Regions from separate parts of the Homo sapiens genome. Here all the other regions are linked to region 4. Evidence: chromatin contacts called from ENCODE Hi-C or POLR2A ChIA-PET data. All regions are on one chromosome and are shown on one strand. The core of a region is the stretch at or near the end of the contact, and the rest is flanking DNA. Distances in the headings are between cores, read along the strand shown.

The links. Hi-C counts contacts between places; a loop is a spot of excess contacts on that map. ChIA-PET counts read pairs that join two places held with the same protein, here RNA polymerase II (POLR2A). Pooled maps may share reads with other maps.
Region 1: a loop to region 4 is called in a map of naive thymus-derived CD4-positive, alpha-beta T cell, with 12 times the contacts of the local background. The contact joins the promoter of MAL here to the promoter of ARID5A in region 4. A Hi-C loop is called at or near these places in 1 of 168 maps with a recorded cell type or tissue (naive thymus-derived CD4-positive, alpha-beta T cell) and 1 of 50 pooled maps. POLR2A ChIA-PET finds 5 or more read pairs at or near these places in 1 of 52 experiments (activated T-cell).
Region 2: a loop to region 4 is called in a map with no recorded cell type, with 10 times the contacts of the local background. The contact joins the enhancer-like site here to the promoter of ARID5A in region 4. A Hi-C loop is called at or near these places in 2 of 37 single-sample maps with no recorded cell type and 2 of 50 pooled maps.
Region 3: a map with no recorded cell type shows a loop between it and region 4 (7-fold over the local background). The contact joins the enhancer-like site here to the promoter of ARID5A in region 4. A Hi-C loop is called at or near these places in 6 of 37 single-sample maps with no recorded cell type and 9 of 50 pooled maps. POLR2A ChIA-PET finds 5 or more read pairs at or near these places in 2 of 52 experiments (GM12878 and common myeloid progenitor, CD34-positive).

What each region holds. Positions count from the first base shown.
Region 1 is chr2:95,022,776-95,028,604 of GRCh38, reverse strand. It overlaps MAL (mal, T cell differentiation protein (MAL blood group)), which reads right to left and starts at 2,897. Exons shown (of 4, transcript NM_002371.4): 1 at 2,720-2,897. The coding sequence starts at 2,812. MAL-AS1 (MAL antisense RNA 1) reads left to right here and starts at 1,576. Exons shown (of 8, transcript XR_007087136.1): 1 at 1,576-2,046; 2 at 2,172-2,265; 3 at 4,348-4,410; 4 at 5,262-5,388. RefSeq lists an enhancer at 1,790-2,513 and a silencer at 2,868-2,997.
Region 2 is chr2:98,481,269-98,487,171 of GRCh38, reverse strand. The region is part of intron 1 of INPP4A (inositol polyphosphate-4-phosphatase type I A); the gene reads right to left. Among named protein-coding and RNA genes, the nearest start is that of INPP4A, 39 kb to the right of the region's middle. RefSeq lists an enhancer at 3,824-3,943. Within about 2 kb of position 3,836, at least 9 of the 41 ENCODE cell types and tissues checked have a DNase peak (open chromatin) inside an H3K27ac peak, as active enhancers do.
Region 3 is chr2:98,461,888-98,467,842 of GRCh38, reverse strand. All of the region lies in intron 1 of INPP4A (inositol polyphosphate-4-phosphatase type I A), which reads right to left. Among named protein-coding and RNA genes, the nearest start is that of INPP4A, 20 kb to the right of the region's middle. RefSeq lists enhancers at 1,425-1,989, 2,088-2,397, 2,408-2,547, 3,798-3,847, 4,034-4,549. Within about 2 kb of position 2,807, at least 25 of the 41 ENCODE cell types and tissues checked have a DNase peak (open chromatin) inside an H3K27ac peak, as active enhancers do; they include GM12878, where a contact is called at or near this core.
Region 4 is chr2:96,532,991-96,538,937 of GRCh38, reverse strand. It overlaps ARID5A (AT-rich interaction domain 5A), which reads right to left and starts at 2,186. Exons shown (of 7, transcript NM_212481.3): 1 at 2,108-2,186. The coding sequence starts at 2,111. RefSeq lists enhancers at 1-410, 628-747 and silencers at 1,018-1,227, 1,908-2,267.

The sequences.
Region 1 (5,829 bases), core at 1,648-4,147, 1.5 Mb after region 4:
ATACTAAAGTCCCTGCTTGGAATCCTTTGGTTATATACCCAGGAGTGGAATTGCTGGGTCAGAGGGTAATTTTTTGAGGGAACACCAAACTGTTTTCCACAGTGGCTGAACCATTTCACATTCCCGCCAGTGGCATACCAAGGGTTCCAATTTCTCCACATCCAATACTTGATGTTTTCCGTTTTTTGGATAGTAGCCATCCTAATGGGTGTGAAGTGGTATCTCATTGTGATTTCTTTCTTTCTATTTATTTAATTTATTTACTTATTAATTTATTTTTTTGAGACCGAGTCTCACTCTGTTGCCCAGGCTGGAGTGCAGCGGCATGATCTCGGCTTACTGCAACCTCTGCCTCCCAGGTTCAAGCGATGCTCATGCCTTAGCCTGCTGAGTAGCTGGGACTACAGGCATGAGCCACCCAAGCCGGGTTTTTTTTTTTTTTTTTTTTTTTTGTATTTTTAGTAGAGATGGGGTTTCACCATGTTGGTCAGTCTGGTCTCGAACTCCTGACCTCAGGTGATCCACCCACCTCAGCCTCCCAAAGTGCTGGGATTACAGGCGTGAGTCACCGCAACTGGCCTCATTGTGGTTTCAATTTAGTTTTCCTAATGCCTGATGATGTTAAGCATCTTTTTATGTGCATATTGGCCATTTGTGTATCTTCTTTGTAGAAACCTCTGTTCAAGTCCATTGTCCATTTTCTAATTGGGTTGTCTTTTTGTTGTCGAGTTGTAATATTCCATAATTAAAAAAACCTCTCGAGTAGCTGGGAGGCTGAGGCAGGAGAATGGCGTGAACCCGGGAGGCGGAGCCTGCAGTGAGCCAAGATCGCGCCACTGCACTCCAGCCTGGGCGACAGAGCGAGACTCCGTCTCAAAAGCAAAAACAAAAACAAAAACAAAAACTCTCCCGGGGTGGCCAGCGCCTTCTCAGGCCCTTTAATTCTCCACTCCTTCCACACATCAAATATATACAGCTTCGTATTTACAGTCCATGCAGAGGAGAACTGAGAGGCTTGGGGTCAGCTTTCTCCTCTTCTCTCCCAGGCACCTGCGAGCCCACCCCTAATCTAGAGCATGTGGAAGATGCCTGGAGATGACTATGCATTGCGGGTCTCCTGGGAAGTGAGGAAGGGAGGTGGGGAACAGGGGTGAGGTGGAGAAGTGACTTTCTAAGTCAGCTGAGAGAAGCGTTCTGGGCGAGGGGGAGTTGTTTCTTCTGGAAGCCCCGCTACCGGCAGGCCACAAAGCCACGCTGGAAGAGCAAGCTGCCAGTAGTAGATGGTTCCAAGGTTTCCCACGCCCCTGTAATTTCTGCAGCATTGGCGGGTTGGGTGGGAGTCTCCGGTCACCTTTCCCGCAGATCAGATCGCCCCGTCTAACTGGACTGTTCCTACTCTCAGGGGCACTCCTTCTTGTATGCTGAACTTCTAAAAGGAGGCCAGCGGGGGGCTGGCTCTCTGTAAACGGTGGGGCTGCGTTCATTGGCGTCCAGGGTTTCTTCTAAATGTAACTGCTTTGATTCCGCCTATCCCTAGGATTTCAAGTCACCGGTTCCACCCAGGTTTGGGTTCGACTGGACTTTCACCCTAAGTTCAATGGTAGCCCTGCTCCCAGGCCGCCGCAGCCCTCTTAGCCTCTGCCCGCAAGCCCTCTTTGGATGAACTGACCTGCTCCCTTTGGTATTCACACCCTCCCCCTCCAATCAGGCAATAACAACCTGGGGTCCAATTTTTAAACAGCCAGGCTCCGACATTTTCTTTCCCGCCCAACTCTCCACGCTGACACTTCTGAGGGTGGGGTGCCGGAAAAGGTGTCCCTCAGGCGGTGACGGACCGCACCCACAGGACATACAGGGCACACCCCTCCCAGGTGAAGGCCAGCGGCCCCCGGGGAGTTGAGGCTGAGGGAGGTCACTTCGGCTTCGCGACACCGTGAGCGCTTATCAGGAGTTCTCAGTAGGAAGCGCTTTCCTGCAGCCTCAGGCAGAGACCGTGCGTGCAAGGCGGGACCGACCGCAGGTGCAGAGGCCCCGGGCCTGCCCAAGGTCAGTCGAGGCGCGCGGATCGCTCTCGCCGCCACCCCCCACCCCCCACCCCCCATCTCCTCCACCCCCACCCCGCACACGGGGCAGAAGGACTGCGGCCAAGCAAACGATGGCCTCATTTCCAGATCGAATTGGTCGCAAATACGTTCCCTCGCCAGAAACTTTAAAAGGCCAGAAGAAAATAAACCGGATTCAGCTCCCTCTCATCTCCAAATCTCGGTTGGTAATACTAATGTTTCTCTTGCTGATTTTTTTTTCTTTTTTAACGAAACCTTCTCCCTTGTAAAAGCTGCGCACTTCTACCCAACCGCGCAAAGCGCGGCGGGAGCTTCGGTGGCGCTGCGCGCGTCAAGTGGGCCCCGCGCGCAGCTTTGGGACCAGCGAACCAAGAGCCGTCCCCCCCTGCCCCGCTGCCTACATCTGACCCCAGTTGGGAACCCAGTTTTTCCTCCATAGTCCTGTAGACTGTTCCCCTCATTCTGTTGGTCTAGAAGGGCACAAAGGACCGGAGGTGGGAGGGGACTTCCCTGGCTTAGTCCCCGCCCTGCGCCTGCTGCCCCGATGCTCCCAGAACCTGCGCAGCTAGCGGATCCCGTCCGACAGCTGTGCTGGGCGCCCGAGAGAGCGCACGGCTCAGCCCACCCCGTCCCTTCCCCGGCCAGGAGCCACTCACAAACTCAAAGATGAAGAGCAAGTCGGGCAAGGTGGTGAAGACCGAGAAGCCACTGGGCAGGGTGCTGCCCCCCGTCGCCGCTGCGGGGGCCATGACGGCGTGCTGGCGTCGGCCTTGGGACGGGACGAGCGCCGCTCAGACTCCGCGCAGACCTCTCGCTGGCTCCGCGGAGCCCAGTGGCCTGGGCGCCCCCGCGCGCGGGTTAAGAGCAGGGGAGCCCGGGGCAGAAGAGGGAGGAGCCCCGGCCGCCGCCCAACCCCGCCCCCCGCCCCACGCCCCGGGAGACCCGGCCCGAGCGCCGCGGGCACCGCCCTGAACCTCTTCGAGGCCCCGCTGCGGGCGTCCAGAGCTGGGGACTGTGGGTCTGACTCCTGCGTTCCAGCCGTGGGTGCCACCTCTTGCGGGAAGCAGGGCAAAACCACTTTGGTCAGGCGCTCCTCGTGCCTTTCTCCCTTCGTAGGTGACCAGCATCTCGTAAGAATGATAACCATCAGTAACCGGGACCCCAAACCTTCTCATCAAGGCACCTCTCGGGTCACCATTACTTTAACTTTGAATTTGGGTCTCCTTCATTTTTCCGCTGGATGCGTTAATGTGCGCGACCCACAGCTCCAGGCGGCGGTTTCCTGGCGGAACTGGACCACCGCCACAGGCTGGGGGTCTGCAGTGGGGGATGGGACCGGCCGCGGCCGCCGGCCCCTTCCGCGTCCACTGAGCCGGCGCTGGTTCGGCGCTGGGATCCTGCACCGGGCCTCTCTGCTTGGTGCTGCGCGTCTGCCTGAGAGTAGGAGGTTGCTCCCAGCTGTGCCGGCCCCAGCAGAAGGCTGCTGGTGGTGGTGCTGGGGCAGGTCGGCCTTGAATCCATGCGACAGGAAGGGACGTTACCAGAAGAGATTCATCGCTTTCTCTTGGTCTGGGCAGCCCGGGCCTTTTGAGGGTGGGACCGCTGCTACCCCCACCCCCAGGTTCTTTGCCTGCCTGTTGACTGCCGGTGTTTCATGTTTTGTTTCTCTGTTTCACTATTTTTTATTTTTTGCCTTAAAAAAAAAAGTATTACCATGCAGCAGTTGCCCATTTATTTTAATTTACTATTAATAGTGTGATTGCTGTGTTTCCTCCTACAAACACTGAAGCCTGAAATCCGCCCGAGTCCGGATTCTCGCCTGCCAAAAGGGAATTGGCCCCGCAACCTCCAGCTTAGACTCCCAACTCTTCTTTCTTTCCATTGGCAGCTGCTGCAGGCAGGACAAGGGGCTCCCCTTCTCTCCAGTGGGGCCTTCACCTCTCCCTGCTGCACAATTCTTCCTCCTTCCCAGTCCCTAGGGAGAGAAGTATATTCGTGGACGCATTTTCCAAAGCAAAAGTAGCACGCCCATCAGCTGGCCATTCTAAGTGCCTCTGGAAAGGGGCCAGGCATTTGAAATGAGAAAACCCCACTGTGCCTCTGTGAGCTGCCAGCCCGGACGGCTGCAACCAAGGTGCCATTGTGTCGGGTCCCCAGGGCAGCATCTCTCTGGACACAATGGGCTGTGGGACTTTAGGAGCCCAGGTCCTCATCCACCTTGGGCATCTCATAGCTCGTTAGTTGGACCTGCTGGCCTCTGAGAGGACATCTTCTTCCTCCCCAGGAGACCGTCCTGGGAACAAGCCTTAAAGCAAGGTGGCCACAGGAAGCCGCAGCCTGAAGAGAGGTGAGATGACCCTCAGGCAGTCCAGCGAAAGCTGCTTGGAGATTTCCTATCAGCACATACTAATTAAGAACAAGAAGATCCTATCAACTCCTAATAATGTCCTTACCTGGCCTGGAGGGCTTTTGTTTGTGGTTTGGTTTGGTGATTTCCTACTTATTTCAAGCCTTTGTTGCTAACTCATTCCTACTTGGGCCTGAGCCTTTGGGGAAAGCTCGCTCCCAGGGGCAACTCAGTGGAGCTCAGCAGTCCCAGCCCTCCTTTGATAAGGCAGAGGGGCAGCAATCTCTGAAAGAGGCTTCAGAGGATGAGGAAGGCAGCCCGGCCAGGGTCAAGGGGGTTTGTCCCTATCTCTGTGACCCCCTCCTCCCACCTGGAGTTCTCCGCTCGACGTTCATCTTCCTGACCAGACTCTACCCTCGGCAGGGCATCCTCCAGCCACCCCCATCTGCCCCTCTCCTTCCCCACCCTAGCATATGCTCAGCACCCAAGCAGAGCCCAGCCTCTGGTGAGTGCTCATTAAACCTTAGCCAATGGTGGATGACTCCAGCTTTGTCTGTGCTTGACCACCAGAGGAGGACATGGAAGTGCCCTGTTTGGATGTAAGAAGCACTGGTGAGGAGTGAGGCACTGGTAATAGAGAGACATTGGTAAATAGAGAGGCATTGGTGAGAGAGAGGCGTTGGTGAGACAGAGAGAGGCACTGGTGAGAGAGAGGCACTGGTGTGTGAGAGAGAGAGAGAGAGGCGTTGGTGAGAGGAGGCATTTGTAAAACAGAGGCATTGGTGAGAGAGAGAGACATTGGTAAGAGAGAGGCATTGGTAAGTAAAGATGGGCCTGTCTTCATTCCCCAGCACAGCTTCTGCAGGTGCTCTGGGCCACCTGCTGGTGAATGAGGTGGTTGATACTTATCAGAAGCCCAGGACCATATTTTGGTTTCCAGCAGGATATGAAAAAATAATTTCAGCCAATAATAACTCAGTGAGTATCCTTGGTCTTCCCAGTGGGTGTGAATAAGAGGGTGGGTCTGGGGCTTCTGTCAAATATTAATAACGTGGCCTTGGGTGGGTTTCCACAAAGTAGGAATTGGAAAGTTGCCATTGCAGAGCCAGCCTGGGGAAGGAAGAGGTTACCACCTCCAGTTTGTGTGTGTTCAGGGGGAGGGAGGAGATTGTGGGGAGAGGGACGTGTTCAGGGAAAGATTAATGGGCAGGAGTTGCCCATCCGTAACAGTAGGTGCATTGGTTTTTGAGGTAGGTAAGATGACTCCCATTTTACTGATGAGCTAACAGAGGCTCAGAAGTGTTAAGTAGCTGCCCAAGGGCACAGAGTTGCTGAGCACCTTGAACCTGAGTGACGCTGCACCTCTAAAGCTCCGAGCCCTCGATGAAAACCCTGCTCAAGATGGGCAATTGCCAGTCA
Region 2 (5,903 bases), core at 2,587-5,086, 1.9 Mb before region 4:
TTAACACACTACAATGTACCATGGTGATTAACATGTTAACAACAGCCTGGCAGGAGGTATCATATGGGAGAACTTCAGGCACTCTTTGCAACTTTTCTGTATATCTAAAACTATTCTAAAATTTAAAAGTTTATTTAACAAGCAACCTTAGCTCTGAATCAACTAGTCTTTGCTTTTTTTCCCCTTTTTTCTTTTAAGAGCAAGGATGGTAAGCCACATTTTATATCTCCACAGTACTTAGCTATCCCTGGCCTCTGTAGGCGCCAATCACTGCACATTTGTGGGCTGGCATTTGCTTCTAGACTCAGCCTTGCCCGCCCCTGTCACTGGCAGAGGCCACTGTGCAGCATTCCAGGTCAGGGCCCACAGATTCCTCCCACATCAGCTCCCTCCAGGCTGAGGCCATGAGAGGAGTACCATCAGACACCCAAGAGGCGGTTAGTGTTTGCAGAACCCTCTCTGCCTTGCCTTTTATGTAATCTGGCCTTCTAAGAATTAATTTTACTCCTGGACTCCTGATGTAACCTGTATGCAAAAATCCAGCCCCACACCCTAAAAGCTCTTTGATCTGGACCAGGTGTTCCTCACCCCAGACCTCAGGCCCTGTGGGCAACTGAGGAACTTCTGCCAGAACAGGAACCCCTGGGTTTCCACGCCTTTTTAGGCCATTTCAGATGCATCGCTGCTTTGGGGACAGGGAGGGTCAGGAAGGTGTGGAAAAGTGAAGCCTCATCTTTCAGAAGATAACCAAGAGCAAGGAAAGGAGAAAGACAGAGGAAGCAAAGCAAACAGAGAGGACAGGGAAGCACAGGCCTAGACAAGGAAGAGGATTTTCCAAACTTCCTAGACTTTTGGGACCCCAGAGAGTTCACAGCAGCTCTGCTGCTTCACACAGCATCACCAGCATATATCTGATTCTTACATTACAATATTTGTGCCTTCCATAGAAATGGGCCCAATTAATGAGTGAGACTCCAGGAAAGAGCATCAATTAGTCAACACAATTACAGTACCCCATGAAGTATCCAGAAAAAAAGCTAGAAATCCAACTTTCCATTATAGAGAGGAGAAACCTCCTCCCAGAGACCCAAGGAAGCAGTAGCCTGTGCCCTACTGTGTGGGACTCTGGCAAATCTCCCACTGAAGGTCCTGACTCAAAACTTTCAAGCAGGCCTGACTCTAGTTTAACCTTTTCATCTGGAGGCCCCCTCCCCTTATTTGAACAAGCAGTAAAGAAGAGTGTCTGGAAATCACAGCAACTCTTTCAATAAAACTTAATGTTTATGAAGAAAAATACTCAATTTAAGTGGTTAGCAACCAGCAATATTTTAGTACTTTAGACACGATATTTCAAATAGATGTCTATTTTCTCAGTCACAGATTCACCTCAAGAAAGTTTTGTATTATAAAAACAAAACTCTGTAACCATTCCAAGGGTGATGAATCAAAAAAGTTCCCACACATCTCATTTAAAAATCAAAATACTTTCAAATATTTAAATACCTACACCCTGAAATCAACAAAATAAAGGAACTCTCAGCTGGGTTCTCACCACCAGAAGAGTTGCATTAGTGTTCCCGAAGCGAGAGTGAGCCCTGAGTCTCGGAGGGACAACCAGACACCTGCGCCCAGCCCTAGGGGCTTTCAAGAAATCTGACTGTGGCCAACCTAGGGCAGTAAGCTGGATATGTTAAAAAGAAAGATGATTGCCATAGTTCTCTTACTGCAGGCTTGGAAAATATAGAGAGGGAAACCCCACCCCCCACAGATACCTTAACTAAAATCAGTTCTGACTTGGATATTCTACACAGATAAGATCAGCAAGTACACAAGATTTGGCATCCTGCCTTTTCACCTGAATCTTAGACTGTGAACATATTTCACGCTGCAACCAGACCGCATGATTATAACAGGTTTTTATTTCAGTCTAAAATGTTTCTTACAAAGAAGTAACATTTCTTCAGCTCTTCAGCAGCCACGGGCCTGCAAGCAGCAAGGACCCTGCATGATCAGGATGGTCTCCACTACCACAAAAGCTGAGGTCACACTCATTTAGATCCCAACCGCCCCGCCAAGCAGATGTGCGGAGCTGGAGTTTACTCAGCTACCAGGACACACACACACTCTGTTCGCTTCAAGAGGCCAGCCAAGTGAGAGAAAAGCCACTGATTGGAAGACTGAAGCCACTACTCTCGGTGGGATCTCAGACAAGGATGCTCACTGCAGCATTACCTGTACTATAAAGGATTTTATACCATAAATTGAAAGATTAAATAGCAGCCTACAAGCCTGTCAGGGAAATGGTAAATAATGGCTCCGTCATATGTGAATACCATATAGACATTTGAAATGGAAATCAGTTTTATGACAACTTGACAAGCGAAAAAGTCAGATTCTAAGTAAGATCTACCAATATAAAGACATAGAAGCACTCACGCGGAGTGGGAGAGAGGAAAAGAACACGTATAAAAATGTTAAGCACTGGGAGATGGACACATCATGCTTTTCTGGTTTTCTTCCTCTAGACTATGTTTTACTAAACCCTTTATAGTAAGTATGCAAAATTTTAATAACTGGGGAACTGTACCATCCTTAGGTTGTTTAGTGCCTCTCTGGGGCTGAATTCATCTCAGCTGGAAGGGCTCTCCTTCCACAGGCTGCCTCGAATCCCTCACACCCTCTCAGGGCCCTGTGCATGGCTTCCCACCCCAGTCACGTGACTGCATTCTGGACTTTGAGCTCATCAGGAAAGTAACTGGGGCTTGGTCTTCCCTGACTGCAGGATCATGGGAAACAAAGATACAGTGAGCCTGACAGGGAGGAGAGGGAACCAGAACAGGCCACACAGGAGGAACGGAGATGGGAGTTCATAAGGCTTGTGGGCAACTAGGGGGAGTGGGCAGCCTCGGGAATGACCATGGGAGAGGAAGCTGAAGGCTAGCGGCTCAGTAACAACAGACTCATCCCTGCAGACAGAGTCATCAGAAGGTGATGGGACCTCAGAGACCTCTGGGGCCAGGGGTAACATGGAGTGATGCAGGGGAGGGACAGGAGTGGAGGGGATGGTAGTCACCGGTCAAAGCGAAAGAGATTCCAAGCCCACCTCTGGAGAGAGACAGGACATGCAGAGAAAGGACCTCACTCCATTTAGAGGCCTCTGGCTCTTCTGGGAGAACCAGCCATCTTTCAGTTATGTGAAGAGATGGGGTGTGGGCAGGGGCATCTGCAAGGAGGGATGGGGGTGCAGGAGCTTCTTTATGCAAAGGTGGAGGCTCAGGCAAGAGGGTGGAGAGGAAGACCGGACTTCACTAGACTGACTACAGATGCAGTCCATCTGTTGGGTGCAGCCAATGTGCAACCTTGGCTAGCCACACAGAAGAGGGTCTCCCTCTCAACCATCCATGGGAGCAGAGTAGCCAACAGGAAGGTGGGGTAGGGACAGGAAGAGAAAGGACTGAGAGCTGGTCCACGCTGCTATGTTTAGGCAGGGCTCAGAAGTAATACTAATGATGAGGTGTTTTGAGGCATGGACCACAGGGACATTCAGTGTAGGATGAACCTGCCTGAAGGAAGCCAACTCTGCAACAAAGATGGACACAGACTAGCCTGCCCTTCCCACTGGCAGTGGCGACAGATCCCACATGCAGCAAGACATTAGAAAGACAAGACCGGGGGGGAACATGATCCATCAGGACTTGGCCCCACAGCAGCCCCACCTTGCACTTGACCATCTCTGCCCCGCCTGGGGCAGCCCTGCAGCCACAAGCCCAGTTTCAAGAAATACCTGTTTCTGACCACAAGCATCACAAGAGTGAAACTAAGCAATGCTTGCTTCCTGTCTCCTAGCACGAAAACTAGTAGGACTGACTGGGTCACAAAACACAAAGAATTCGATGAATGGAAAAAATGAAAAGCAAATTTGGGGTAATGGTAACCTAGAGAGAAGGTGGGAAGGCATATGTAGTTTCAAGTGTATTGGTCATGAAAATGTCTAAAGCTGAGTTGCGATTCACTGTATTGTTATTCCTATCATTTTTCACATAAAGGACTGCCTAATAAACATTTTATTATTATAGAGTACATGCCAAAATCATTATTAGCACAGGTTGAGTATCCCTTATCTGAAATACTTGACACCAGAAGTGGTTAGGGTTTGGAATTTTTTTAAGATTTTGAAATATTTGCATTATATACGTACAGATTCAGCACACCTAATCCAAAAATCTGAAATCCAAAATGCTCCAATAAGCATTTCCTCTGAAGGTCATGTCAGTGCTAAAAAAGTGTCAGGTTTGGAAGTACTTCAAATTTTGGATTTTCAGATCAGGGATGTTCAACCTCTATTATGCTTTCACTTATTTTCAAAAAAGCAATGTAAGTATAATTTTTTCAAGTGTAAGCTTAGATCAAAAGCTTTGCATTTCTCTTAAATGCAAGAGGACACATATATCTTTTTGCATCACATCCCAGGGTTGCTCAGAGGCTCATCCCTGGATGTCAACCACACTTGCCTACTGTCAGCACTGACTGGCTGGTCGCTGGCCTCCCTGTGACAGGCCCACTGGGGAGACACCTCCATTCTGGCAGGTGTGACAAGTGGAGGGGCCATTGCACAGAGGCCCACAGCTGCCCCTCTCTGCTTTCCAGGACAGCCAGTTGCACCTGCCTCTAGGTGCCCACCTTTCTGTTGGCTGCTTTCGTTTTTAATCCCACTCTTCTTCAGACTGCCCTCCTTGCAGGGCCCCATATTCTGAACCAGGTGCAACCAATCCTAACATCCCTTGAGGCCCTGCTCTGACTGGTGCCAATAAGCTAAACCACAGCTGGCCAAGATAGGAAAAGTGATTTAACCTGCTGTCCCTCTAGGATGGGATTTTACCCAGATCTCCAGAGTCTCAGCCCAATAATGTGGGAACCACAGGTGTAAAGGCAAAGAGGAAAAAAGCAGGATACAGAAAACATTTTACAGCAAGGTGGCCCAACAGGGTCCCTCACATCACCTGCTGTGCCACTTTAACGTGGCTTCTGCTTAAATTTCAAGTTTAAAAAATTATATTTATTTTAAAGACAGGATCTTACTCTGTCAACTAAACTGGTCTCAAACTCCTTGCCTCAAGTGATCCTCCCACTGCAGCTTCCCAAAAAACTGGGATTACAGGTGTGAGCCTAAACTTGGAGCTTTTAAAGTACACAGTGTTGAGTTGTTAAGCCAGGACAAGACATCAAACAATCCAACTCCAACATGGCAAACTCGTAATGAAGGGAGAAGGAGAGGCAAAGGTGCTGCTGAGAAAACCTTTCACTAGAGAACGGAAAGCCCAGCCAGAGGTGGTGCGTGGACAGGGAGCACCCTGAAGACCAGCAAGCTAGCTGACACTCAAGGCCAGCTGAGCATCACATTTACAGGCTGTCACAGCCTCCCTGTCTTCCTGGGATTCTGCAAAACACAATTCCACAGGGAGGACAAGCACTTAGAATTCTCCCCTGGTACAAAGCCTGCTTGCTCACATTGGATCACTTGGAAACATAATAAATCCTTCCTTCCCCATTAATCTGTTACTGAGGCTCAATGTGATATAATCATTTTATATAGAGAATTCTGTCACTGAATCTTTATATCTAAAACCACTTCAGATAGCTAAAACATATGCCAGCCTTAAGCCAAATGCAGCTCCCTAAAGAAACCAGCACCCCAAAGAGACCACAGGATTATCCAAGAGCCACAGGCAACCAGAATAAAACTGGAGGAGCGAGGGTTCTGGCTGCCAAGAGTGGTCGATTTATGCGTGCCAAGGGACCAAGCCCCCACTGGTATAGGAAATGTATGCCATTTCTTTCCCCCCAGGGAATTTTCAGAGGAAGACATCCTTGCTCCACACAGGATCACACCAGGTCCACATTCC
Region 3 (5,955 bases), core at 1,558-4,057, 1.9 Mb before region 4:
GAACTAGATAATAATTAGATAATAGATAATTATCTATAACTAATAGATAACTATTCAACTCATTTGTCCTTTTCTAATTTAAAATCAGAAAAACGTTATTATGGTGCAAGAAAATCAAGTGTGTGTTGTGTGTGCATATACAGACAAGAAAATCAAATGCAAGTGTATGTGTGGGATGTATATGCAAAAACTCTAACTTAAGGAAAAGAAGCTTCACATCAAGAACACAGAAGTTAAATCCATGGAGGCTGAGAAGATAATTTCCACTCAGTTCCAAGGGCAAAGGACACTGATGATGCTAGGTTCACTGGACCTGTTGTCCCCACATGTGGACGGTGTCGCTAACATTGCTGACAGCTTCACAGTCTTAACAGCAACATAATAGGGGAAAGGAGAAAGCGTTTAAACAGATGTAGAGACCAAGTTAACAGTGTGATGAATCATCAGCAGATGAGGGGGACGGAGGGGCAAGTGTGGCACAGGCACAAGAGGACAATGTTTGTCCCCTCCAAACTCCACACTGAAATTTAATCCCGAATGTCAGAAGTGGGGCCTAATGGGAAGTATTTGGGTCATGGGGGCAGATCCCTCATGTATACATTAATGCCCTCCCCCAACCACCCCCCGCTTTGAGGGTGCGTGAGTTCTCACTCCGTTGGTTCCCACAAGAGCTGGCTGTGAAAAGAGCCTGGGACACCACCACCACCACCCGCTCCCTTCCTTCCTCTCTCGCCATGTGAGCTCAGCACACGACAGCTCCCCTTCACCTTCCACCACGAGTAGAAGCAGCCTGAGGCCTCACCAGATGCAGATGTCCAGTCTTGAACCTTCCAGCCATCAGAATTGTGAGCCAAGTAAACCTCTTTTCTTTAAAAACTACCCAGCCTCAGGTATTCTTTTATAGCAGCACAAAACAGACTAAGAGAACATCCAAGAGGAAAAGAAAAAGGCCCTTTCCCGGCTACTCTAAGAAACTCGGCATTCAGAAGCCTGGTGTAGTTATTCAGGGACTGCCCAAAAAATACATAAGTGTGAGACAAGCATTCATAAAGAAAACGAGATGGAAATAAAACTCTGGGTCCCCACCAGAAAGAAGACAGATAGACATCATCACCTGTGAGTGCCCTCCTCTCTCTCCTGTGAGTTTGGCGATGGGTCTATCCCCTCCAAGGCCTACCTGGCATAACCATAAGTGAGGGTTTTATGCACAGAAAGACCTCTGAAACCTCTGCCACCAACCAGCTGGGTGACAACTTCTCTGAGCCGCAATTCTCTCACGGGTAAAATGGGATGACAGACACTTATCATTCAAGGTGTCCAGAGGATTAAATGAAGTGCTGCATGCTGAGGCACAGCACAGCAACGACGCTTAGTGAAATTCCAAAAATGCCGGTGACTCATTGTAATCTGTGATAGGGAATGTCTGTCACCCCCTTGAGCCAACAGGTGCTGGTGCACAGTGAGTGCTCTACAGGGTTAGCTTAAAAAACATAACAAGGCCGGGCACGGTGGCTCACGCCTGTAATCCCAGCACTTTGGAAGGCCAAGGCGGGCAGATTGCTTGAGGTCAAGAGTTCAAGACCAACCTGGCCAACATGGTGAAACCCCATCTCTATTAAAAATACAAAAATTAGCTGTGCATGGTGGCGTACGCCTGTAGTCCCAGCTACTCAAGAGGCTGAGGCAGGAGAATCGCTTGAATCCAGGAGACAGAGGTTGCAGTGAGCAGAGATCACGCCACTGCATTCCAGCCTGGGCAACAGAGTGAGACTCCATCTCAAAAAAACAAAAAAACAAAAAACAAAACAAAACAAAAAACGTAACAAGAAGGTCCCTTCCTAAGCTACTGGGGGGAGGGCTGGAGTGAGACTTGTGGCAGATGGAGCAGAGACTGAGCAAGGTGGGCAGGGCCAGCCTGGGCACACAGCCAGAGAGGAAGGGGGAGGGCGCTAGAGTGAGACCCAAGCCACCGTCTGCTCAAGTACTGCGCCGAAACCAGGGTGGAGCCGGGAGGAAAAACCACAGGCCCTCACAGGAACAGGGGCTCAGCCAGAGAGTTGAAAAACTCTTTTTTCAAACCCATGTAACAACATAGTAAAATGACAGGGGATTATCTGTTCACCAAGTGAGTGCCCAGCAACATGACAAAATGACCCCAGAGTCAGCTACCCCAGAGTCTGGGAGAGGAAAGGACCATGGCCACCCCTAGGCCTCCCCAAGCCTCAGCTTCCTCATTAAGCCCACTGTATGTGGGACAGTATGGTCCTCATCAGGCTGCTGTGAGGTATGGCAGGTCAAATAATGCCCCCTGCAAAAGAGGTTCACGTTCAAATCCTTGGAACCTATTAATGTTACCTTATACAGCAAAGGATTTGCAGACTCAATTAAGTTTCGAATCTTGAGATGAGATTATCCTAGATTACACTGGTAGGCCCCAAATGCCATCACAAATGTCCTTATATGAAGGCAGGAGATTTCGGAGAGAAGAGAGGGCCGTGTGACAGAAGCAGAGAGAAGCGGAGTCACGGAGAGAAGATGTTACCCTGCTGGTGTGAAGATGAGGAAGGGGCCGGCAGCCGAGGCAAGCCAGCAGCCACAGAATGGATTCCGCCCTAAGCTACTGGAGGGAACATGGCCTTGCCCACAGCTTGATTCAGCCCAGTGATTCTGGAGGCCAGAACAGTGAGAGAATAAGTTCCTTTCGCTTTAAGCCACCGAGTTTGTTACAGCAACCACAGGAAGCTAATACAAGGGATTAAAAGGGAAGTGGATACAAAGCAATCAGCACGCTATCTGGCACGTGGTAGGAACTCGAGAATCCCCATTAGTGAAGGACAGTTCCTGACATCCTCCCTGGGCCACCAACCCATCCTCAAAAGCTGTGTGAAAACCTACAACCTTGTACTGCAATAACGAGCTCTGTACTCTGCTCACAAAAGCTCCTTCGTGTGTATCGTCTCAGTTGATTCTGTCCTAAAAAGGAGTTTCCAAGGTTGTCCAAGGACTCTCGGCTTGTCACATATAAATACAACACTGCCACAGGCCTTGTCTTCAACATTCAGTTCAATTAGTTAAAATATTTCACAGGATGGCCTCTGCTGATATCTCATGGAGCAGACCCTCCTGATCTCAGGCATCATGAGCTGTGATCAGGGCCATCTTACCTTGCAGAAACACAGCACAAGTACTTCTCTCAGCCACAGGCCTTGCAACTGTCAACAGAGAAGCTGGTGCCGAGTTCTGACATGGGAACTGAGAACTCTGCCCCTGTCAGGGCAGACATGGCAGAAGAAGAGGCTGGGCAGGCAAAAAAAGACACTGGCTAGCACTTGACCTTCCAAACTGCTTTTCAGCTTGACTCATGCAAAGAGGTTTATCTCTCCCCTAAACCCCCTGCTTTTTGTTTCTTCAGCCCTTGCTCTGTGCACCCCCACTCTCGATTTTCCTCTTTGAGGAGCGAGTCCCAAGTGTCGAAACCCACCATGTGCAATAATTCCACTTCCTCCGTCGTGCTCGGCCTCCATCATGCAGACCCTGGGGCCTCAGCTTCCCCTGGGTTGCTGCGAGGATGTGGCCCCATGAATCTGACGGCTCTCCTGCCCTCCCCTCTGCCCCATTTTGTTCGAGACTCAGGGCTGTGCTGTCCCAACCTTCCCCAGCCTGTGCAAGATTTGAAGACTGTCCCCTTCATCAAGCCACAGCAGCCCTCAGCCACAAAGAGCTCAGGGTGGAGCCTCAAAACCTCAAGAGTATCTTAAAGAAAAAATGAAGAAAAAGAAGAAGCCTATTCACTTCCTAAAAACAGCCATCTGCAGGCCCTCTGAGATATCTTTTTTGCACCCATTCTTCTACAAGCTTCTGCCAGCGCCAGGTTCACTGGGTGGAGACCGTGTACCCTAAGCCAACTGACTACTGACCACTATCAGGCAGGAGACAAGGGCTGTGCACGGAGCGAGCAGAGACTGGAGGAAAAGCTGCCTCAGCATTCCTCAGCCCCTGGCACCGCATGCAGCAGACCCTAGGGCTAACAGCTCACACCTACCAGACCTTCACTTGACCATGGACGCTCATGGCTCTGGTCTGCCCTAAATCCCGCACAGGGGCTTGTAAGCAGTCTCGCAGGCACATGCCTGTGAGCCCTCCGCAGGTGGCTACTACTTCCTGCTCTCCTACAGACAGACCCCAGGGCCAGCTCCACAAGTCAATTCCTTTGTGCCTGAAAACTACCTGCTGCGTGAGTGAATGAGAAGGGGCAGGTGTGCTCCCAGTTGGTAACTTTGCATCACCTCGCCTGTGATGAATGACCATGCCATATCACAGATTCAGAAACTGAAGACCACCAACCAACATGACTCCAAAATGTACGTGCAACGTGCTGCCCAGGCCGTTGCCTTCCCTCTGAGATGTAGAGCACCTTGGTTGGAACAGCTGAAATGCTGGGAGGGCATGGCCAGAACCAGCCTCAGCGAGACACCATCACAGCTGAAATGTAGACTTCCACACAAGCACTGTGTGTTCCTGGGCCTGGCTGTCATTAAGGTCCCTGCAGAACCATCTGCCCTTGCACCTGCAGCTTGAGTTGGCCGCTTGATAGGCCAGGCAGAGGAAAGCCCAACAGAGCCAATGTACCTGAAACTGGGGTCAAAAGCAGCTTTGACAAGCCTCACTCAGGATGCTACAGGTTAGTTTAAAATGTCTGTGGGCTGGGCGCGGTGGCTCACGTCTGTAATCCCAGCACTTTCGGAGGCCGAGGCGGGCAGATCATCTGAGGTCAGGAGTTCAAGACCAGCCTGGCCGACATGGTGAAACCCCGTTTCTACTAAAAATACAAAAATTAGCCGGATGTGATGGCACACACCTGTAATCCCAGCCACTTGGGAGGCTGAGGCAGGAGAATGGCTTGAACCCGGGAGGTGGAGGTTGCAGTGAGCCAAGATTGCAACAGAGCACGATTCTGTCTTGAATAAAAATTTTAAAAAATTAAAAATTAAAAATAAATAAAAAATAAAATGTCTGTGTGTTGGCTGGACATGGTGGATCACACCAGTAATCCCAGCACTTTGAAAAGCTGAGGCAGGTGGATTGCTTGAGCCCAGGAGTTCAATACCAGCCTAGGCAACATAGCCAAACCCACAAAAAAAAATTAAAAATTAGCCAGGCATGGTGGCATACACCTGTAGTCCCAGCTACTCAGGAGGCTAAAGTGGGAAGATCACTTGAGCCTGGAAGGCAGAGGCTGCAGTGAGCCATGATCCTGCCACTACACTCCAGTCTGGTTGACAGAGTGACACCCTGTCTCAAAAAAAAAACAATAATAATTAAAAAAATAAAAGGTCTGTGTGTAACTAGAAGGTAATATTTTATTTTATTTTTATCTATTTATTTATTTATTTTTGAGACAGAGTCTCCATCTGTTGCCCAGGCTAAAGTGCAGTGGCACGATCTCGGCTCACTGCAACCTCTGCCTCCCGGGTTCAAGCGATTCTCCTATCTCAGACTCCTGAGTAGCTAGGACTACAGGCGCCTGCCACCACGCCCAGCTAATTTTTTGTATTTTTAGTAGAGATGGGGTTTCACTGTGTTAGCCAGGATGGTCTCGATGTCCTGACCTCATGATCCGCCCACCTTGGCCTTCCAAAGTGCTGGGATCATAGGCGTGAGCCACCACGCCTGGCCACTAGAAGGTAATATTTTAGAGACATGTGCCTTACAAATAGTATCTAACCATTAACTGCCCATTTCCCAAAGAAAACCCTACAGGCCAGGTCATAATTGAAATAAACGGGCAGAAGCTTAAACACGTCGTCTAACCCCACCCTCTTTTTCCAGCTAGAATGATGCTCAATCCAGCCAGAGCCTAGGCCCAGACCTCAGAGCAAGGGGGGTGCAGCTTCCTTCACAAAACTAACGTATTAGTGTGAAGCACAGGCTGGAAAGAAGCTAACAGGCATCCAG
Region 4 (5,947 bases), core at 937-3,436:
TTAAGGGTCTGCTGGAGGCACACACCCCTTTCCTTCTCTCCCTCCCCATCTTTCTGCTGCCCGCCCCACTCACCCTGGGTGTGATGGGAAGGAAGTGACACTTCCTTTCATGAAAAGTCACCGACTGGGAACACTGCGTCAATTACCACAATAATGGTAACAGCAGCCTCAATAACAACCAGCAGACGCCGCCCCGCCCCCTCGGCTGAGGTTGTTGGCTTAAGTTTCTCTAAGCTTGAGCTGGAGCAAAACAAAGACAGCCTTTGAAGCGGCGAAACGGCCGGTCCACTCGGCAGCCCGGGAGCGGCGGCCAGGCCGAGTCTACGCGAGCTTGCTCCAGCAGTTTGGGGAGGGGGGCCTGCCAAGTGTTGAGCTGGAGCCAGCAGTGAGAAGAAACGCGATGGGCCTGGGACCCCCACTCCCTAACAGGGCACAGGTGCAGCTCAAGCCACAGCCCAACCTCAGTACCTCAGCTTGGGGGAGGGCGAGAGAGACAGGGTCTGGGGGCAGCTGAGGCCACAAGAGCCACCAGAGGGTACAGAAAGGGAAGGAGGTGCGGGGGACACTGAATGTGAGGCTACCAACTTCCAAGCCCCATTCTCCCTGTCCCTCTTACCGGGCTCTGGGATGTCCTAAAAGCCCCAGTTCCAGGATGGGACTGTCCCTCCCCACGGAGTCTGGGCCACATTTGGTGGTGACGGACAGTGAGAGCTCCTCAGATGGTTTCGTGTGTTCCCATTTCACCTACGGGGCAGAGGCTCAGAGGTGCCAGTTGACGTCTCTCAACTGTAGAAGCAGATTATCGGAGGCCCTTTCTACCTCTGCCACACCAAGTTCTAGGCCCCAGGCGGGTCCCTAAGGCCTGGATTGGGCTCTGAGCTCTGCTGCGGGGTGAAGCCCTCGAGCCCCGACCTCCCACCCCTCCTGTGCTCTAGCGTTGCCTGTAGGCGCAGTGACGCCACCGTGCGTGTGGGCTCCCACCAGAGGAGCCCGGGTGGGGCAAGAGGCACCTGTTGTCCTCCCCTGGGGCCCGCGGAGCACTCCTTACTGGCCCAAGACTCTGCAAACAAAGGGACACTGGACCCGCAGCGCCTTGGGACCCCCTGGGCCCTCGGGGGTCCTGCACCGCGCAAGCCCCACCACGCCGGCGCTGGGCGGAGGGTGACGCGACCCCAGCCCGGGCGACCCCTAGACACCGCGGAGGGACGGAGCGCGGGCCCGGGTTGGCCCGCAGCTCCCGCCGAGCGCGAAGCCGGGCATCGCCTGCAAGCTCGTAGCCCACGCTCTTGCCCTCTTCCCCTGACGCTCCCCAGCCGCCACCCCGTCCCTTCTGCAGACCGAGGGAAGACAAGGGGACACACAAGGGACAGGAGAGGAGAGCAACCAGGGAAGCGACCCCTCTCCTGTGGGGCTGCGGCGGGTGGGCGGAGAGACAGGAGAGGAAAAGAGAAAAGGGAAGAGAAGGAAGGGGCAGGGGGCGAGAAGCCGGGCTCCCCGGACCATCGGCGCAGCCCGCGGCCGAAAGAGGAACAGTGGATCCTACAAAGCGCATTGAGCAAGTTCTTCACACCCGCGCAGCCCCTTTCAGGAAACGGCGGCCGCAGAGGAAAGGGCCGCGCGCTCTGGACCCGGAGTCTGTGCCCGGCGGCGCCGCGGTTCTGAAACCTGCGGGATGTCACGGGGCGGAGGGGCGGCTGCCGACAGCTGTCACAACAAATTAGCTGAGCCCAGCTCGAGGTGGAAACCGCAGCAGGAAGTGGGACGACAGAGCCGTACCGGGCTCGGCATATTTCAGGCAAGAGACGGCGAAAAGAGTTTCGAGATAAACGCCCGGGAAGCCCCTGGCCGCCAAAACTTTTTGTCTTTCCTTTTCTCGAAGCTCGCGCGGACGCCCAGCCTCACCCCTTCCGCGCCGGCCGGGGAGCGCTGAAGCCGCGGGCCGGGCTCGCTCCCCTTGGCCCGCGCCCCGAAACCCACCCCGGGCCCCTCTCCGCCCCACACAGCGCACCGACTGCCACGAGGGCTGGAGGGGACCCGGCGCCGGCACCTTGAACCTCCCTGCAGGGCCGCCGAGCCCCTGTCCGGGCCGCGCCGCAGAGCCGCTTACCCATGGCCCGGAGAGGTCCCGCGGCGCCCGCCCCGAGACCCTCAGCGCGCGGCTGTCCGGACCCCGCGCTCTCTGAGATACTGGCTCGCGGCGCGGCCCGCCGGCCACCTCCCCGCAGTCCCGCCCCGTCCCGCCCCTGCTCGCCCCACTCCGGGCTCCCATTGGTAAGCCCGGCTTCGTCGCGCGGAGAAGGCGGGGGGCGGGGACCGCCCTTGAGTCCGGGGACCTCTGGGAATTGTAGTGCGCGCCCCTCGCCTCTAGGCTTTCAGACTGGAGCCCCTGGAATAGGCTCCTCACCTAGAGGAGCGGAGGCAGGACCCTCAGTAATCATTGCTGCCTTGTGCCTCAGTTTCCCTGGAGGCAAAACTAGAGCCTTGGAAAAAGCCTCCTTGCTTTCAGCAGAGCACTGAGGACTCTGTGGAGCGAGCAAAGTGCTTCTGACTTTGATTTGAAAGTGGCCCTGTGCATTTCCCAGTCCCCACCTAGCCCAACAAAGAAGGCCAGGTGAGGCCGGGAGCGGCGGCTCACGCCTGGAATCCCTGCTTTGGGAGGCGGAGGCGGGAGGATCACTTGAGCCCAGAAGGTCGAGGCTGCAGTGTGTTTTGATCACACCACTGCACTCTATCCTGGATCCTGGGCAATAGACGGAGACCCTGCCTCAAAAAAAAAAAAAAAAAAAAAAAAAAAAAAAAAAAGGAGAGGTGGTTAGTGTGAGCTAGACAAGGACCAAACTAGTAAATCCTTGGCCTAGGCTCTGTGGCCAGGCCTGCCAGTAATAGTCAATGTCCACACACATAATGCAGACAGAGTGTGGCAGCTACAAGCTGAGTAGTCCAAAGAAGGGGCATGAGTTCAGGCTGTGGGAGGTGGGAATGAGGCCTAGGGCGAATGGAGGCAGGAGGAGGTGCCCAGCCAGCCATAGCAGCAACCTGGACCTGTGCAGGCCAAAGAGGAAGAAATGGAGGCTCAGGGTTTCAGTCTCAGCAGGTGGCTAGCTAGGATGGGAACCCTGTTCCTAGCACATAGAAGCTACACAAAAATCTTTGTTGATGAATTTTAATACTCATAATAGCTCTATGCACTTGACACCATCATTGTCCTCATTTTATAGCGTAAAACTGAGGTCTGAGAGATTAGCTCAAGTAGCACAGCTGGTAGGTGTTGGAGCCAGAGCTAGACCCAGGAAGAGGAGCCCTCATACCCAGGCATCCCCCCACCCGCTTTGCACCCATTACTAACCACTCATCATACTGGTGCCCCTCCTCACACTAAACGAAGGGACCAGGGCTGCAGTTTGGTGAACCTGAAACCCTGGCCCTTACCCTTTGGCCCTGGGATGGAAGATGTCTGCAGGCTCAGTCTAGAGCAGACGACCCTGTGGGCTCTGCAGGATAAATCCCCTGTCTACCTCATAATGGGTTGGCTTGTAAGAGCCAGCACCTGTAGAATTGGTAATAGACACCCAGAACAATCATAATGGTAATTATAACAATGCATCCCACTTTGGCAAGTTTACAAGCCACTTTCCCCTCCAGGAAAGCTAAGGCTGTGGTGGAAGACACTATGATGGGATGCCATCAGGAAGCACCTTTGTACATTCTGGAAGCATTGATTGGCAGGCACTATGCCCAAGGTTGGGGATGGAGCTCTGGATGCAGCCCCCGGGGTCACAATCTAGGCCAACCCCTCACTTGTGGGTTGGATACCCCTAATGACAAGGAACTCACTATCTTATAAGACAGCAGCTCATCCCACCAAGAGTTAGGGTTATTCTGCCATCCGGGCAGCTGGGCACATTCTGACAGACAAGGGCTGTTGTGCAAAGCCTCAGCAAGTCAACACCTGCCTGTGCCAGCCTGGGAACGATAGGATCTAAATTTAATTGCTTCCTGAGGCAACTGTTTGCAATAGAAAGTAATTTACAATGGCCAGTAAATCCTGCAGAAAACAGACATCTCCATTCATCTGGCTAAAAGCATAAACACTTCCATTGCTCAAGCCTCCATCTCACACACCTCCACTCCGGCCCAAAGCCACCCTCCTCTGCACCCTCCAACCACAGGATCCCAGGCCAGGACGCCTCTGTGCCTACAGAGGGGGTCAGCTAGCCCCTCAGTGTCCTGGTGTCTCTCTGTGTGTCTTAATAATAAGAAAAACAAACCATCACTTATAAATAAACACATTCGTCCTGTAAAAACATGCAAGTAAATCAGCCCTCTCTGATGCTACACCAAATCCAGTTCCCTCCCTGCCCCAGAGGTAAAGACCCATCAGATTGGGTGAAGTCTTCCAGAACTTTCCCTATGTGTATTTTCAAAACTATATATGTATCCATGGTATAGAAAAATAGATAGCTTTGTTTTATGTGTGTGTTTAAAGAAACGATACAATTCTCATTGCTCCATTCTGAAACTTGCTTTTTCGATCACCGCTAGATCTTACAGACTTTCCTTGTTGGAACACAGATCTGCTTCTTTGGGAACTGCTGGGCTGTGTGCCCAGCACAGTGTATTTAATCTCCTCTTGATAGCGTTTAATCTTTTTGCAATTACATGAATCCTGCTGAGAACATTATAGACCCCCTTAGAACAGTTCCAGGGCTAAGGAGCTCACAAAGTGTTCCCAGAGACTGAGCTAAAAGCTGCTTTCTAACTCCCACCTCCATGTCCTAGCACCTCTTGTTAGCCCATTTCTAGGAAGAAAATCTGGCCCTGGGGGTGGTTCTCATCCTGGAGCTCTCAGAGATATAGGGACCATTCAAGATCATCTGTCCACCTGGTCTCATTTTAGAAAGGAGGTCACCAGGCCAGAGAGGTTAAGCAAACTGTCCAAAGTCACACAGCAAAATCAGTGCTTTTGTTTCTTCTGGGACCTGCAAACCCATCCAGTGCCCTCAGGAAACAGAATGCACAGCCAGTCTTCTATCCTGGGAAGCTCAGTTCCCAGGCTCAGCAGTTGCCAAAGGCCCCTGGGGGTTTGTTTTCAAAGGAGAAATGAAGTGGGGAAGTATTTTTAACGCGGCCCCGCCCTGCTTGCCTAACTCCTCGTTCCCCGTGCTAGCTGTCCAGGAAAGGCCAGCTTCACAGCAGCATTTGCAACTCATGGAAAACAACAAATGCCCGAAATAGATGATACCCAAGCTCAGGAATGGAAAAAATTGGCTCATGGTTCAAATGCCTCTTTTAGAAAAAGACAAGAATAGCTTTTGGCCTTTGGGGAACTGCTGGGGGTGAAGGAGTGGGGAGGTGGTTGTGAGTCCCAGATCACCAAGGGCCAACTTCCTGCCTGAAAGAGCTTTGGCCACTGTACCCCAGGGCGCGTGTAAACCAGCTTCCCAAGCTTTGTCCACACTGGAAGCTGCATCTGCACCTGGCTCTAGGTTCCCTCCAACCTCCAGCCAATCTGGAAAGATTTCCTGTGTTGGGCCAGGGCTGGGCTGGTTTCCCCTCTCCACCCCACATCTCCCCAGTGTGTCCCAGCAGGGTAGAAACCCATGGTTCTGAACTTCCTGAGCCTGAAGGGTGGAAGCTGAATTCCCCTGGGGGAGGGGAACGGAGGGCAAGGAGAGAAAATTGGGGGTTTCATTCCCACTCAGACACAGCCCAGCTGTGTGGCCTTGGACACTTAACCTGTCAGGGCCTCAGGCCCCTCCCGTGGAAAGCAGGATAATGCTCCACTTATTCAGTCATCCACTCATCCAACATGTGTTGTGTGGTCCTACTATGTGCCAGCACTGAGCTAGACCTGGGATGTAGCCACAACCAGAAAGAAGTCCGTATCCTTGTGGAGCAGAAGATGTGGCCCTTGCCAACCTCACAGGCTACTAAGAATCAGTCCCCG